Linked DNA regions of Homo sapiens: region 1 is linked to region 2. Evidence: chromatin loops called from intact Hi-C (ENCODE). Cell type or tissue: prostate gland. All regions are shown on one strand. Links, peaks and the distances in the headings refer to the core of each region. The heading gives the core; the rest is flanking DNA.

Region 1 (8,333 bases), core at 20-8,019, 150 kb after region 2:
GTGAACAAAGAGTTAAACTCTTATATTAGGATGCTTGCTTCTGTGGTCATTTATTTAATCTGCAATGTAAAGTCATCCCTTGCAAGGAAGTAGATATTTGTTATTTCGTAGAGTTTTAGAGGTTAGTGTTATTATAATTGCTGTATCTGTTTGACCCATCACTGGAAACAAGAAAAAAAATAAAGTAAAAGAACCACATACATATAAGAGTACCAAGAATGAGTATAGCATAAAAATAAATGCAGCTCTGACAAAAGTGGCTCAAGTATCATACATCAAACACTTGTTGCCTCTGCTGCCTTTAGTGACTGCACATGACTAAGAACAAATCAGTGATAAAATCTTAAGAAAGATGAAGCCAGTCTGGGCCTTTGCAAAGACCATTAGTCATTCTACAAAGCCATAATATTATTTGTTCAAGTAACCCTTGGCTTCCAATTTAATGGACATAATATGCATCCACCCCAGTTCAAAGCCACAGAGAGAATTTTTAAAAATTGGATACGTCTTAGAGAGTACCAATCAGATCTGATCACAAAACAAGCTACTAAATTATTCAGTTTTATTACTAAATTTGCATTCTAGCTGTACTTCAATGCAAGTATAGGGTTTAAAATTTTTACTGTTTTTAAAGTACTTATATAATCAGAAGTGAAGTACCTGTACAATCACAAGCATTTCCTGATTTTTCTGATGCCATTTCCCTAGATATCCAAACATTTTCTATTATAAGACAAAAGTCTACCTGGGTACATCAGAATAAACTATTTAACTCTATGGAATACACTTGGATTTTAAAATACAAAACTGGAAACAGATCCATTGGAACAATTATGGCTAAGCACAACCTATTCAGGTTTAATAGAAATATTAATACCTGTTACTATGAATAAGATAATCACATTACAAGTGAAAATAGTTTTAATTGAAATATTGTAGTTTTGATTTGGCACTGTAATTAGCATCTGTATTTTAAACTTTGTGACTGCTGTGAACATTATTTATGGAAGGTTTATATTAATATAATTTGGTGCTTGTTGCTTTTATCAAATATTGGTGTCTAATGAAATAAAGTGCAAAGAACTTGAAGTTCTCACATTTTTGTGAGTGATTTGCTGACAATCATTTGCTGTACCTCCTTTTCCACACACAACCACAATACAATTGTAAGAGCAGGTGAAATAATATATTACATTGCTTCTATTTATATTATGTTAAGCTCTCTTACTACAAACCTGAAATAGAATTTGGATACTTAACAAGAGAACAGCAAATATGAATATGGATTTAGGCAATTATTTGATTGCTCATTCTATACTGTATAGCATCCATAACTATATTTAGCATTTTGATATAGTTTATGAAGTGGACCCAGAATTGGACTACCCTATAGCAGACAGTGCTGGAAGTCACAGACAGATTCATCCTCCCTCGCTCCCTCTCCCCTCACCTCTCTCTCTCTCTCTTTCTCTCTCTTTCACATACACATGTATGCTCTCATAATGGGGAGGGAAAAGAATGAAGAAGAGTTCAGCCTTTGATGAACTTACCTAGAATTTTGCCATCAGAAACTATTTTAATTTAAAAACATACGTGTACATTTTGTCCTTTATGGTTTAGTATTTTTTTAATTTACATGTGAATGTGGGGCACCATAGTCATTTCAGTCTTTAGGATCTCTAGAGGTCTTGGTCTGAACTTGAACAGACCAAAGAATTTACTGTCAGCAAGTGGTATTTATACATTTCCTTGTCAGCCATGAATTAACAATTATTGAGTACAAATCTGGGTGCTGAGAGTAGGGACAGGTGGACTAGGAAAATACAGAAAACAGAATCTTGGGTAACAGGAAGTTTACAATGTAGCTGGGGTGAAAGATCATGGGTAACAGTGGAGTTTCATTTACAGGGTTAGATGTCAACAAAAGTAGATTGGTTTAGTGCTCCCGAAGTGCAGAAGTGTTTCAGGGTTGTCACTGAGATGTGAGAACAGCCTCAGGAGGGACAACTGTAGGGACTTCTCATAGGAGTTCTTGCTTGGATTTTGGAAAATTAAACATTTTATTAAAACTTGGCTTTACTTTGAAACAGGATATAAGTGTGTCTAAAACTCATTTTATTTTGATTTCAATGGCAATATTTCCTTTAGAAGCGATATAAAGTTTATAATTGTGTGTTTTGTAGTGTTCTTTAAATTTTTTTCACTTAAAAAAATTGTATCCTTAGGTAAGGAGGAAATTTGTTTACTACCATTACAGTTGCCCCTTTTAAATGAAGGACAAGGGCAAGAGATTATACATGAAAAAGATCAGAGTAACATTTAAATAACTGTTTCTTCCTTAACTAACTCTTCAGTAGTCTTGTCTAGGTATACTTATAAATGGTGATTCCATATCGATGCCCAGAAAAATTATGCAAGTCCCAAAGTCCTAAATTATGCAGTTCCCAAGTCCTGTACTACCAGAAATGGTCATTATATGCCTTGGCGGGAGGGGGGGAACTTTTATTACTTGGTTGGATCTCTAAAAACTGATGTAACTTTCATCACTAGCCACAAGCCCAGCTCTCAGTAAAACTGCGAAGTTGTTTATCTGCCACTCTTTACTTTCCCACTCTTCTTCCTTTTACCTTTTTCCCACTCTTCTCAGATGGCAATAAAAAGGGCTTGTGGTTACCCCCTGCCAGGGGCATTTGCTTTTTAAACAGGAGACTTTGTGATTTGATATGAGTGTTGGGTGTATGGCAGGTACTGTGCTAGCTGCTTTACATGTGTTACTGCAACACAGATAATTGTATGGATGAAAAAAGTAGTGCAGAGATATGCACAAAATGAATTGTCAGTATCACACAGGTAGTTAGGTTTTGAGTCCTAGTAGTATTTTTGACTCCAGAGCCTATGTTGTTTGTATTACATCAAAACATGTTCAGACCTTGAATAAATTATGCTAGAAGTTCAGGCTTTGTGCCAGTCCCACAGGAAAAAATGCTTTTGGCAAGGAGCATTGCCCTGCCTGGTGCCCTTCAAATGAGATGAGGTGGGCCGGGCATGGTGGCTGATGCCTGTAATTCCAGCACTTTGGGAGGTCAAGGTGGAAGGGTCACTTGAGATCAGGAGTTTGAGACCAGCCTGGCCAACATGGTGAAACCCCATGTCTACTAAAAATACAAAAATTAGCTGGGCATGGTGGTTTGTGCCTGTAATCCCAGCTACTCAGGAGGCTGAGGCACAAGAATACCTTGAACCTGGGAGACAGAGGTTGCAGTGAGCCAAGATGGCACCACTGCACTCCAGCCTGGGTGACAGAGTGACAGAGTGAGACTCTATCTTAAAAAAAAAAAAAATTAGGTGAGATGGATCTAATTAGTTCTGCTAACTCATGAGGCCAGTTTTGTATTTGTACCTTAAATCTTTTTTAATGTAGGCATATCCCAGGGAGACTTTAATCTTTGTTTTAAATTTAATTTAATTTATTGAACGTTTATTGAATGCCTGTTCTTTGCCAGACATTGTGCTAGATGCTGGTGGTACAAAGACAGTCTATTTAAGGAGAGAGACTTTATAAGACATTATAAATAACTATAATACAATTCACTGAATGATATAATAGAGGCAATGCAAGGGATCATGGGAACGTATGAGGGAATAATTAATTATGCCTTGAGGGAAGGTGTCAGGGAATGCTATATTTGATCAGAGCCTTGAAGGACAAGCAATAAGAATTTCCCAGAAGGACAGGAGGAAGTTGAGAGTTCGTTTTAAGTGATGGGAACAGCATGAGCATGTGTGTGAATATGCCTGGCATATTTGATGGATGGTAAGAGTTGGTTGATTGTAAAAACAGTCACCAATTTCCCTTTCCTGCTTCTAACTCCTGGCAAAGTGACATTGCAGATCCATCCATTAAGAGGTGGAGTCTCTCTTTCTCTACTGAATCTAGGTTGATCATATGACTTGCTTTGACCAGTGGATATTAGCAAACAGTGCAGAGACTCATGCACTGGGGCTTCTGCACTTGGAACCCTGTGACTGTATTGTCAATGAGCCCAGGTTATTGTGCTGCAGGATGAGTGGTCACCCAGAAAAGAACCGAGGCTCTTGCCAGCAGTCATCGAACTGCTAAACATGCGAGTGAGATCATCTACTACCAGCTGATCCACCATTTGATCACAAACACATGGGAGTGTCCAGGGGAAATCATTTGTCAGCCCAGATTTCCCCTGATCTCTCTGGGGTGTCAGCTCGGACGGAACTAACTGCCCAGCCCATTCACAGACGTATGAACTAAATAAAATGTTGTTTTAGCTAGTAAATTTAGGGTGTTTTGTTTTTCAGCAAAGCTGATACACAGAATTTATATGTAGCGTACAGGAAATGTAGGAGAGGGAGAAGCTAAAAATGGAGAGAATGTTAAGGAGTTTAAGATATCTGATACCATATTAAGGAGTTTAGACCTACTTTCTAGTACCAAGCTTCCCAACATCATTGATTCATGTACTGCTTTTATCTTTTTTAAAACATCTCACACTACCTGAATAGATTAATTTTTCTTTAAATTGCCCGAGTTTTATACTGAAATTTATTTTTAAAGCAAACTTTTAACTTGACACCCAGTTTGATGTGTTAATTCTGTTTTTTGAAACCTATTAAAATATGAATATTTAAGAAGTTGGTCTGTTTGCTATCAGAAATCATCTTGTATATTATGAGGAATGCATTCAAGGATTTCCTGCTTTAATCAGTAGGAATCAGAAGCATGTGGAGAATAGTCTGAAGTGCAGAGGCTGGTGGTAGGGAGGATTGAGGAGGCTAATGCAGAGGTCCAAGTGGGATATAGTAAATGGTAGGTAGATACACTTGAAATGTGTTCTTGAGGAAGAAGAGAAAGGACCTGGTGACAGATTTGATCTATGTGGGGTGAGAATGGGAAGTGTGAAGGAGAAGAAGGAGTATAAATATGGCTAGTTACCTTGATCATATAGTAAATACTAATACTATTAAGAAAAAGGAGAGAAAAATATAAATTATATAATTTATGATTTAATTTGATATAAATTATAAAATTATATATATTAGAAAATATAATATAATGTACTTGTAGAGTTTGTGATGGTAGGTCATTTGAAAACAGGTGTGCTAGGCATTTGGACGTGGGTCTGGGCTTTATTATTTTTGAAGTCATCAGTGTGTAGTTGGCATGTAGTTGAAGTCATGAGAGTAGATGATATCATCTAGAGAAAGTATTTGGTACAGAGATCTTCAGCTTTTGTTTTTTTCATCCCCAGACTCTTAAGAGAAATAACTTACTCCAGCTAGCAATAGTGAGGGGTTCACATATGTAATGATTCTCAAATGGGAGTGGAGGGGATCTGTGCAGTGTGAAAAATATGTCCCCCAGGTGATTTTGCTATACTGCTCCTCAATCCTTGTGGGTTTAATGAAATGAGGACCATGGAAGAGGAATTAGTAAAGACAGAGTAGTCTGAGAGGCAGACCTTCCTAAGAGACGATAATTTTACAGAAGTGAAGGCCTTTAAGATGGAGGGGTGAGCCACAGTGCTAAATTTTGCAGAGAAATCTAGTAGTATTAAGATTATTATTTAACCAATGCTGACTCATGAAAGTATAGTACTTGGCATATAATAGGAGCACGGTAAATGTTTGAGTGAATGATTTATGTAGAACTGTTTTGTATTTGAAACACTCCATAAGCCGTCGGTGTTAAAGTTAGACAAGATTTGTAATTGTACTACTTTGGACTTGGAAATCAATATGGATTTTTAAAATTTTCTCTGTCCATGGTCAGTGACTTACAAGAGTGCCTACTTGGGCACCATAATCCTGATCTCAGTGCAAAGCAATGTTTGAGTCTGTATTCAGGAAATAATGCTGGGGTAAGGCTGTTGACTGATGTCTGTTTTATGGCCATTCCACGTGTGGGCCTCCTGCCTCTGCCACCCATGGTTCCCAGAGGCAAGTTACTTGCCTTATGCTGATTTGAATTGAGAGAATGAATAGACTTTACTGGCAGAACTGGAATGCCATCAGCCTATCTAGTTCTTAGGTAATTTTATGCTCACACTAGCAGCTTCCTTTTTTATTATTATTAAAATGAAAGGATTTCTACCTGCCTTTGCCTGTAGCTAAGGAGAGGCCCCGGATCAGGACAGCAGTTTCCTCAGACGTGATGTGGTGCCCCTTGCATCCTGCTCAGAGAATTCTCAGCAGCACAGGTTTGTTTGACATCTGGCATTCATGATTCCTGTGAGAGTGGCTTCCCCCTAAATGTGCCCTGAAAGCATTCCTGCTGTGCCCCTTCTGTCCAAGTATAAACACATCATAGGAAATGAGCAAGTAAAGACCCAGCTTTTCCGGAAGGAATGAAGGAACCCCTCACCCAGCTGGCCCGGGTTTTGATGTCCAGCTTCAGGAAATTTTGCCAGCCGCTGGGGTAGGGGCTGTTGTCTTCACCACTTGGCACCTTAGTCCCTTTCCCATTCTAAACTCCCCAGGTGCTGTCCACAGCCTCTGTTCTAAGTCATCCAGCTGAGGAAAATTGTTCCAGGACCTTTGAAATGTGAAAGAAGGGTTGTTTTTCATTGTAGATTAACCAATGTGCAACTGGATTAGTTATTTACAGTTGTAAATGTGGTGCTGTGTTTACTGAGGTAGGGGACACATTTAAAAATAGTTGAAGCAGTCTAAAGCTAGACCTATGAAAAAGATTCCTTTCCACTTGTTTTAATATGAAGATAAAAATATTAAAAATGATAAAATGGATATATAACAAGGAAGTTAACACCAAAATAAAAGGAAAAGGAAAGCCTTTTCACTTTCCCCTGGCTATTGTCTTTCCAATTCCATTTTTTGCTCCAGCCTAATGAATGTATTGTAAGTAAAACCTGCATGCTGTCTTTGCTCTCTGCCTTCCTACTACTGCAAATATCAGCTCAGCCACTCTTTCAGATCCACTTCAAGGAAACACTGACTTGAAAACTCTCCCCCATGGTTTTGTCTGAACTGGCTGCCATTCTGCAGCACACACCAGATCCAATTGCTGGAGTCGGGAACCCGAGAGGTGAGCAAGAGCAAGCACTTAGCTGAGTGAGTCAGGCGGGCCTGCGTGAAAGGATGTAGGTGAGCCAGAAGCTAATGGGAAAAATAGGGGGTCGTTGCTAATTTTGATGTGGGGAAATCTGAAAGGCTCTTCTGCATGTCAGAGCATTTGAATATTTGGCAAACAGCTGGCTGGGCTCCGGGAGAGTGCCTCTTGATTCGCCTCGTCAGATGTTCAAAGATAAAATGAGGCAGCATGCACGCCAGCACATAGCTCATAGCCTTGCAGTCAGTTTTGAATTTAGATTTGAATTGTGATATCAATGTCATGGTGGCACATGCTTTGAGAAAGTACTTACAGAGAATAATTGAAAGATTCAGTGTGAAGCTTCTGAAAGCCGTAATTTAAGGTTCCAGAAGCCTCCATATTACTTTCACCATTAAAATTTAAAGTGACAGAAGCCCAATTATGTATGGTTATTTTCTTAAATAAAATCATATTTCTACCCCAAGTGAAAGATTCATTGCTGCCCACTAATCTCTGTCAGGAGAACCAATCTCAGCGGCATCCAGTGTCGGCAGCCAAGATGGTTAGCTTTGTGCTGGGGACAATGGAGCGGCCCTGGGGGAAGCAGAGCTGGAAGGCCTCCTCGGAGGAGCTTGACTTGCAGGAGGCTGATTTGCATGATAATCACCATCATGGATCCTCCCTGGTGCCAGCCTCCACACTTAACCAAATGCAGTATAACTTTCATAGCAGCTGAAAAGCCCGAGTAGGGGCTGTAGCACACATTTTGCAAAGCCTGGATGACGTCAAAAACTGCTAGTGAAGAGGGGGCAGCTGGTTGTAAAGCTAAACCACACCGAGGAATGGAGACTTGGAACATAACCTTAAAACCTGATAAAGAATATAACTTTGGGGACTGTTGAAAAATACGAAGCTTTTCCCTCTTTTTTTTTTTTTTAACTCAAAAGAATCTGTTTACCAGAAGAAGCCTTTTCTTACTGGAACTTCTGAAGCTGTTGAAACCATGGCATGAAAATAGATCAGTGGAAACACAGAAACATTTCCAGTGCAGACATTTCGGTCTCCATCAGTTAAAAGTATGGAGCCAGACTTGTAGACTAGGAATCTTCCCACCAATCCTTGGTCTGTTTGATTTTACTTTATACTGCATTGTGATTTGGGGCATATGGTAGAATGGTAGCCAGAATTGCAATGAAAAATTGCACAGAGCCAGTCAAGCTTAAATCACTCAAAGTTTCTTATGAAAAACTTT
Region 2 (8,333 bases), core at 39-8,038:
AGCTTAGTTCCTGGGAAGCCCTTTCTTTCTTTCTTCAAGGCTCTCTTTTGATACTGGTCCCAATTGGCACACTTGTCCTGGGCCTAATGCGACCCACACTCAACCAGGAAATAATGATATCTGTTGTTGTGGGGTAGGGTACCTAATAGAAAACTGATCATAGTTTTCGAGAGTACTTAGATCCCCCAATTGGGAAATCCTACATACTTGTCCAGGCACGCTCAGCTGCAGGAGCAGAAAACGCAGTTGTAGTGTCCACGTTTCTTTCACCCACCCCCTCTTCTTCAGATCTCTCTCCCTCCCTTCTAGGCCAGGCCTTTCACCTCGGAACCTTAAGCTGAGTCTGGACGTGGTTCTTGGACTCGGACCGCTGTGGCTCTTGCCTCAGCATCCTACCCGAGGCCTCCAGCCAGGCCCACAGGGGCTCAGCCCTCTCCAGGGTCTCTCTTTCGGTTTGGCGGGTCTGGGAACTGTAAGGGCCTTGCCGGGGCCTGGGCTCCCGGGAGCCTCCCTTCCTTCCTCTGCCTTCCTGGTTCCCACAGACCTGTTCAGTGCACACTAGATCTTTAGTGTAGTTCCCCAAAAAGGCGATGAGAAGGTACCGCTCCGCTTGGGGAAAGGAATTAGGCTGTAAGCCTATAGTACCCCTTGCGGGCTGCTAGCATCAAGCTCAGCGTTAATCACGTTTTAAAAGACATACCAGACAAAGCTTGATCTCTCCCAGCTTGCCACCCAGTAAATTGTGATCTGGTGAGAGAGGAAGAGAAGCACAGATCGGTTTGGCTGCACATTCAGGGTTGACTTGCGTTCCAGGCCCCAGAATCCGGATCTAAGCGGACTGTCTGTCTGTTAACATATCCTCTCCCTCCATATCTTTCTTACCACGAGGCTGAACCATTTTTCACTAATTCTATGGGCTTTTTTTGATATTGATATCTTGGTCTCCCGAAAGTCATTCATTTTAGCTTTTTGGTAAGTCACACTGAACAAAAGTGGCCTTGTAAAAACATTTTCTAAATCTAGTTCAAGAGCCATGGGACCCTACAAATGATCAGATATGTGTAGGAAATTCTCTTTTATACCTCTTCCCTACCTCAAAATCGTTAAAAATGGTATTATTCTGTTTAGCAAGACCACAGAACAGAACTAACCCCGTTTTATCGAGCCCATCTGGAGAGATGAACATGCCTGCAATCATTGAGAAAAAGGTCAGTGCCTCTGATCTTGCTGCAGACCTTTCCCAAAGAGCTTATTTGAAAGGTGCTGAATCAATTAGTCTCCCCTGGCATGAGATTAAAGCCAGGAAGGACATAGTTGAAGATGTATTTAAAATGGTCTCACACAGATCTTTTGGAAGAAAGGGTGGAGAGAGGTGCAGGAATGCCCATCTAATGTTTTGTGATTACTAAAACACAAAACCAAAACAAACAAACTAAACCCCAGCCTATCTCAGAAATCTTTACCCCCAAGACTGAACCCAGCCTATATTGTGGCTGCCTAGTTGTAAAAAGTTCTGCCTTTATCAACAAAAAACCAGGTGGATAGGCCAAGTTAGGAGTCAGGCTTCTGGTGGACTGCCTACCCTTAGCGTGCACATATAGTCAAACCATGAACCCAACAGACTCCAGGGTTTACTATCGCTCTGGTAGCCCAGGCATTTCTTCTTTGTCACCTTTGGGTCGAAATGCTCAGAGATAAGTGCTGTACCTTAGTTTAGTTTTCTATCTCAAACCGGTCATTTAAAGCACGTGTTTTGAAAAAGAGAGATAAGGGAAGCACTTCTCCTTTTGGCCTAGGCCCCCAGTTAGAGGGCCCAGGAGAAGCAGCAGGAGGAAGGACGGCAGGAGAGCAAGCACTGACCTTTGGATGCAAATCGAGCCTTTTTAGAGGAGGAAAAGTGACAATCATTCTTAGCACACCAGTGAAGCTAGAGCCAAATATTTACTTTTTATAAAAATCAAGTCTTAGCTATCTAAATGCATTTATGCAAAAAGAAAAAAGGAAATAATTGAAGACTTTTATGTTATAAAATTTATTTATTTTAAATACCCAGCTTGAGTGAAGAATAAAACCGCATGGCTATTCTTTCCAGGGAAAATGGATTAGGTTTGGATGAAAGTTGAAGTTTTGAAATGAGTCTGAAGGTTGTTGGAGTACCCTGAGAATACAATCAACTGCTCTACATAATCATTTCCCTTAATAGTTACCTGTCAGAGCACCTATTTCTTCTACTACAGGATTAGCCCATCAGAAGTAGATCTGAGTTGGATATTTCACTGACTAAAGACTGCTCTAATATGTTTCAGTGTTTAATGTCACTTTCTTTACTGCCTATGAGATAAACTAGTGGAAAAGTATTGGCTCAAAAAGCCAGCAGGTCTGCTGGTGTTACCAGTCATGTTGCAATTGTATTTACCTATCAGAACGTTGATCTAAATAATAAACCTAACATTTCCTTCTAAACTGTCAGTGGAAAGATATATTTATTACAATGTCCTCCATCGTTGAGGAGAGAGGAGGTTTAGCTAAAGTTTAAATGAAAAAAAAAAAAAAGCACAAGCATAGGACACCACTGATATAAGCAATAGAACAGTAAACAATTATGCCCTTTGTTATGCTATATATATTTTATTTACCCATTTCAAAGGTGGAAAATAAACCTAGCCCATCTTTGGGGGGAGTTAATAAAGTATTCTGAATGCATGATCTAACAAAACTCGGGGATCGTTCTATGTTTTATTGTTACCCCCCTGCATAAAGTCTTCTGAAGCTGAAAAGAGAAAGGAAAGGGCTTTTGTGTTAGTTGATCCTTGGCTATTCTAGGGCTCAGGTTGGTGTGAAAGGGATGAGGAGGTCACTTGAAATCTCCTTTTATCTACTCTTATTTTCTCTCTGGATCAGCAACTTTGAATAGACATCATCTAATCGCTCTTAATGGAAAGAAACTATGGGAGCAACAAAAATGCCTTTACTCCAGAAGTGAATACATGCATGCGGACAGCTAGCTGAGCTTTCATAGAACTGAATCTCTGCACACATGTACTTAAAGATTTTTCAGTTCATGGATATATATGTCAATATTTCCCATACATGGGGGGCGATGATTAGGTAGGTTATTTTACCCTCATGCATAAGTATGCACACACGTCTACCTTAGAATTCTCTAACAAGCAGTCTAGGTGATACTTTCAGCTGACTCTTCATTTAGCTTTTTCATGCCCTCACTCTCTGGGCATATTTAAGTACTGAAAAAAAAAAGCAAACAATTAAGAACACAATGGACAGCTTTTTCCAGAAGTCATCTTATTTCCTTTCTGTTTTCAACTGGAAGTCACAGTGACAGGAGGATTTCTCTTCAGGGGGAGGAGATTGTGTGACAGGTGGGAGGTAATGGGGCAAGACAAGACCTTTACTTTCAATTTCTCCCCACAATTTTTTCTTTTTGCTTGGAGTTAAATTGGTTAAAATACAATAAATAGTGGAAAATAAGAGCCTGACATTAGGCAGTTTAAAAGTTTTACATGCTATAGACACGTCTCCAAATTCTTGAAGCTGAGCAATTTATCATAATTTATTTGAAATAGGAATTATCTTAGGAAGTCTCACATGCTGGTTAAAATGTCCAAGTTGTCTTCCAGGCATTGTTATAGTATTTACTTCAAAAAGAAAAACATCTCCCAGGACATTTAATATGAATGATAATCCAGAAAAGGACATTGGATTTCTAGGACTGAAAGCACTGGGCTTTACCTCCTAAGAGGAGGATGCTCCCCCCACCCCATGTTCTTCTAAGTAAAATTCTCATTGCTCCCAGAGCTTGGGACACTTTAATGTAAAATTCCATCAAGGGAATACTTGGTTACTAGGGATACAAGTTCCCATCTCAACCTGCCAACCTCTCTTCCTCTGGCTCCAGATCGCAGAGACCCTGGGCTGTCAGGGCTGGGACTTGGGGGACACCCCCCCAGGCTGCAGGCGATTGCAGTTCTAAAGTTTGAAGTTGGGTGGGGGAGGATTAATCCCTCTTTAACTCCTCTCCTTCCCACCCTCAATTCTGAACCCCAACGGATATGTTTCCCCGGGTTTCCTAGTGAATAGGAGCATAGGAGCCGCCCTGTCCAATAAAGATTAAATTAAGTAGAAGAATCCCAGCCGCTGGATATTTGGAAGCTCCGGTGGGGCGTCAAACCGACGTTTAACACATTTTTTCCACTCACTGTGCACAAATCCTGGACCTGTTGGGCTTAACTTTTAGAAAGAAAGGAAGAAAAAAAATATAAGAAAGGAAGGGGAAAAAAATCAAACAAAGTCACAGAGAAACCCCACTTTTAAGGGGAAAGTGGCTTTAAACTCAGAGTGGCTAAGGCAGAGGCTGGGCTTCCTGACCTTTCTTTTCTTTTCTTTCCACGAATCACTCCCAGAGTTGAAACCTGTCCCCCACTCCCCCAGGGCTCAGAACTTTTCTGTTTTGGCGGTCTGACTCTATGTTTATTCCTTAGGGATGATGTGGTGGCCCAGGGTCATGACTGGATGTGTGAACAAGGGGTGAGTTGAGAACCCAGTCGCTTTCTCTGTGGTGACAATTTCTAATTTTTTAAATAAAGGTTTTGGTAGCATGAACTGAGCAGTTTTCTCCGGTTACTGTCTAGCAGGAGAAACAATGGTTTTCTCTGCAGGCTTTCAGCCGCTGGACAACTAACCTTGAAGCTGAGGCCCAGTCGGGTGCCTCCTCCCCCGGGGGCCATCCCAGCCCCCAGATATCGGCTGCTCACTCCCACTTGCTCTTCTAGTCCCTGGGCGCAGTCTAGAGGGGCAAAAGGCAAGTCCCTTCGTGGCAAAGGCTTGTCCATGCAAACACAACATTGAATAAATTAAACTCAAACCAGCTAGTTGGGGTGTAGTAGTTTAGCAGGACTAATTGCAGACAATGGAGCTGAAATGACTTTTCCAATTAGCTGCTGGTTGGAGTTTAGTTGGAGGAACTGTCAGCTCCAACGATGGGTAATTGCTTTATTGCTCACAAAACTATCATCTATTTAGAACATATGTGCTAATTACTCTGGATGGGTGTCGAAAAAGAGACCATAAATCTAATAGCACTTAAAAAGGTCTGTGGTGCTTGTAAGCCGCCCCAGCCCCTTGCACATTCTCTCCTGCCCAGGTTGGCGTGATAGATGGCTGTCTTTCAGGAAGAGGAAGGTTTGGACAGGAGGCGAGGACGGGATGCTCTGGTCAAATCGCTTGGAGAGACAGCGTCCCGTGCGTGCTGTGCTGAGGCGATAAATCACTGTCATCAAAACCAGTCCCCTCTTTAGTCGCGCACTTTTCATTTTCGCAAAAGATTACTTTAGAAATCTTTTAATTGGATTATGCTGGGAAATTAATCTCCTTTAGCCTTGGTTAAATTTATTGTGGCCACTGACTGAAGGAAAGCCCTGTCACTGCAGTGAGGGCCATGTCCCCTTGTTCGTTTTTCCTCCGTCTTCCAGGATCTCCCAGTTGCGTGTGATAGTCGTGCCCCAAGTCCTCGGGAGTGACTGGAGTGAGAAAGGGTGGAAAGGCGCATCTGGGCAAAGGCCGCGGAAGTCCCCAGTGAATCCCCTTTGTCCTAAACGCTACGTTTCCGTCCCGAATTCCCTAATTCCATATCCTGCATCCCCACAGCACCTCGCCTTTACCAACAAGGGGTTCTGGAGGCCCGCTGCCGGGAAGGAGTCTGGAGTGGCAGGAAAAGAAAGTGGGGTGTGTCGGGGGAGCACTGCCAGCCAAACTCACTAGTTTGCCCTCTCCCCCGCACTCCCTTTCTGGGCCTTCGGCAGGGAGCTGCGGTCTTGCGAAGACTACTTCTCTGCGCAAAAACGCACAGCTCGTTCTTGGTGTTCTTCCTGGCACAACTCCGGAGTCACTTCCCCTTGACGTGCATGGCGCTTGAGGCCGCGGGTCTAGGGCGCTTCTCACTCCTCCTGGCTCCTCTGGCACCTGCGCATTGTCGGGCGGAGACCTCCCTTCCAGCCTCGCCGCCCTGCGCGGTCAGCCTAGTCCAGCGCGACTCCGGCAGTCGCGGGAAGCGGAGGATCCGGCCCCGCCGGCCGCGCCTCTCAGCGGGAGATAACAACATCTGCCTGAAACGGGATACCTACTTTTGCAGCTCATTTGAGCTCTTAATAGCAGCCCTCTGAGGTGTGGTTAATTGATGGGGATAAAGGCGTAATGACTTGACAGGGAGACGCCAATGATCCTTTAATATACTTTTAAAAGAACAACAACCACCCCCAAACACCGGCCTGTCTTTGCTCGGTGGGGGGAAAAGGCAGGGATCTGGAGTCTGGAATAACGGCGCTGGTGGTGTTTGTACCTGGAAGCGTCAGTGTGGGGTGAGCCCTGGCTCGCAGGGCTGGGGCACCAGAAAGAGGCCAAGGCGCCCAGCTCGGGCTGACAGCGCGTTGTTGCGTGGCTGCGGGGAGCGAGGAGGGACGGGGAGCCAGCCGAGAGAGCACCGGCTGACAGGTGACCCGGCCGATAGGCGAAGAGGAGCACGGAGCCGGGGGCATGTCGCTTCTCCCTGGGCTCTGCCCCTCTATGAGCCCTTCCCCTACGTGGGGCTGGATACCCACAAGCCGGGCGCCTCTGTCTGCCCGCCCTCCTTGACTAGAGAGACCCCGTATCTAGTTTGAGCGACATCATCAAGTGGCCGGCGGGAACAGGGGGGTTCCGCTGCTTGGACAACCTCAGGCCCCAGCGCCAGGACAGAGGCACGCGCCCGTGTGAGTGTGTGTACGTGCGCGTGCGCGCAAACCGCTCCGAAACGCACAGCTGGAGCACAGCAGCCCCGAGCACGTGGCTGTATTTAGACCAAGTCTGTCCAGAACCCCAGTGCCAGGCGTATTGGGATTTACCTGCGCGGCAGCTGGGTCCCGCCGCCCGGTCAGAGGAACCCCTGCGCACTATCCCACCCCAGACCTCCGCTTACCGTTTTCTCCTCAGTACCTTCCCTTTCTTTTGCCCGATTTCCCTTTGCTCAGTCAGTTCTAGCTGAGTCTCTAGAGGGTCAAATAAGTGTTTTTACTCGTCGCAGGTACCGAACTTAGGTTCACACAAATCCTAAAATGAAAAAAAAAATCATATTGCCTTTTCCGTTTGCAAAGGGGAACCCCCTCCAGATGTGAGCTGTGGTGTCCCTAGCAGGTTTTGCAAGTCTCTTGTTTTACCTTTGGAAAAAGATAACCTTGATGCTTCAGGTTTGAGCTCCCTCTGGAAGCAAAAAGAGAAACGACTCCAATCACCGTCTATATCTTATTGCATTGAGAGATAGCAGGTGTTTAGGCTGCAGCTATTGTCTGCCTTCCTCCCTGAGCTCACATAACAAGGATGAAAGAGTCTAAGGAACTTAGTTTCCCCAAACGCTCTTGCATAGGAGGGCGGGGAAACTTCGGAATCAAGGACTTAAAGAAATGCAATTGAGTCCCAACTCGCAAAGTGTGTCAGTCTCCATGTGGTTCCGTCCTTCCGCCGTCACTGTCTAGTCTCATCTAGTGTCGTTCTTCTGCTTTCTGTAGATCTCTAGGAACTCAGGATTCCCTGCCGCTTAGCCGTCGAGCTCCCGACCCCTCCGCATCCCTAGCCGGGAAGGACTGAGAGCTGAGCTCCAAGGTCGTGGTCTGGTCCTCAGGGATGAGGTCCCGGGTCCAGACTCTTTCCTTGGTCAGCAACTCCTGCTTAGAAGCTCCCCGCCCCGAATGGAATCGTGACCTGGCGCTAGGTCCCCCGCTGGGAGTGCCCGAGGCTTTCCTGAAGGCCCCAGGCCTTCAGGCCGCCAGGGTCCTAAGGTGCCTGTGGCGGCCCCTCGTCCGCCTGAGCCCTGAGATCAGCGCGGCCCTCGGTGCTGCAGGGCCCCAGGGCGGCCAGGAAACACCTGCCCGAAGTCCAGGCCCGGCCCCACTGCAGTCCAGGACCCTAATTCTCGAGTGTCTCTTCACGACCCTGACCCCGGAAGGGCGCTCCCTTGCGAACGAATTTTTAATTCTGCGGACTGGGATCCCTTGTAGGGGCCCCTCCGAGGGCCCCTCCCACCCCTTTCCCTGGACTAGCGAACTCCGACCCTAAGCGCGGCCCCGCAGGGAGCGGATCCCGGAAGCTAGGCCCATATCCGGCCGCGGAGCCTTGCGCGCGGGGTTGGCTGCCGGGAGGTCGACGCTAGTGCGGTCCCCCGCGCGGCGGAGGGGCCCGGGCCGCGGTATCTGCGCACTGAGACGTCGGCGGAAGGCTAGAGGCCGTGCTCTCGCCCCCGCAGAAGGCCACCACTCCTTGAGAAGGCCGGAGGGACAAAGCACCGG

What was found. A loop is a pair of places that touch in the nucleus more often than their neighbours do. Peaks named below come from ENCODE experiments on the same cell type or tissue, not always from the same donor. Only the 100,000 strongest peaks of a DNase experiment are listed, where the experiment ranks them.
Region 1: a loop joins it to region 2, with 2.9 times the contacts of the local background. A loop is called at or near these places in 5 of 110 quality-filtered maps.

The regions. Positions count from the first base shown.
Region 1 is chr5:93,421,052-93,429,384 of GRCh38, reverse strand. All of the region lies in intron 7 of NR2F1-AS1 (NR2F1 regulatory antisense RNA 1), which reads left to right. Among named protein-coding and RNA genes, the nearest start is that of NR2F1-AS1, 160 kb to the left of the region's middle. RefSeq lists a silencer at 7,588-7,882. In prostate gland, for the core only: no CTCF peak of the experiment used is centred there; no DNase peak of the experiment used is centred there.
Region 2 is chr5:93,570,650-93,578,982 of GRCh38, reverse strand. The region is part of intron 1 of NR2F1-AS1 (NR2F1 regulatory antisense RNA 1); the gene reads left to right. It overlaps LOC124901026 (a long non-coding RNA gene), which reads right to left and starts at 7,301. Exons shown (of 3, transcript XR_007058871.1): 1 at 7,209-7,301; 2 at 6,971-7,101; 3 at 4,166-4,248. RefSeq lists a silencer at 8,221-8,300. In prostate gland, for the core only: no CTCF peak of the experiment used is centred there; no DNase peak of the experiment used is centred there; H3K4me3 peaks cover 2,727 bases; H3K27ac peaks cover 8,000 bases; H3K27me3 peaks cover 1,691 bases.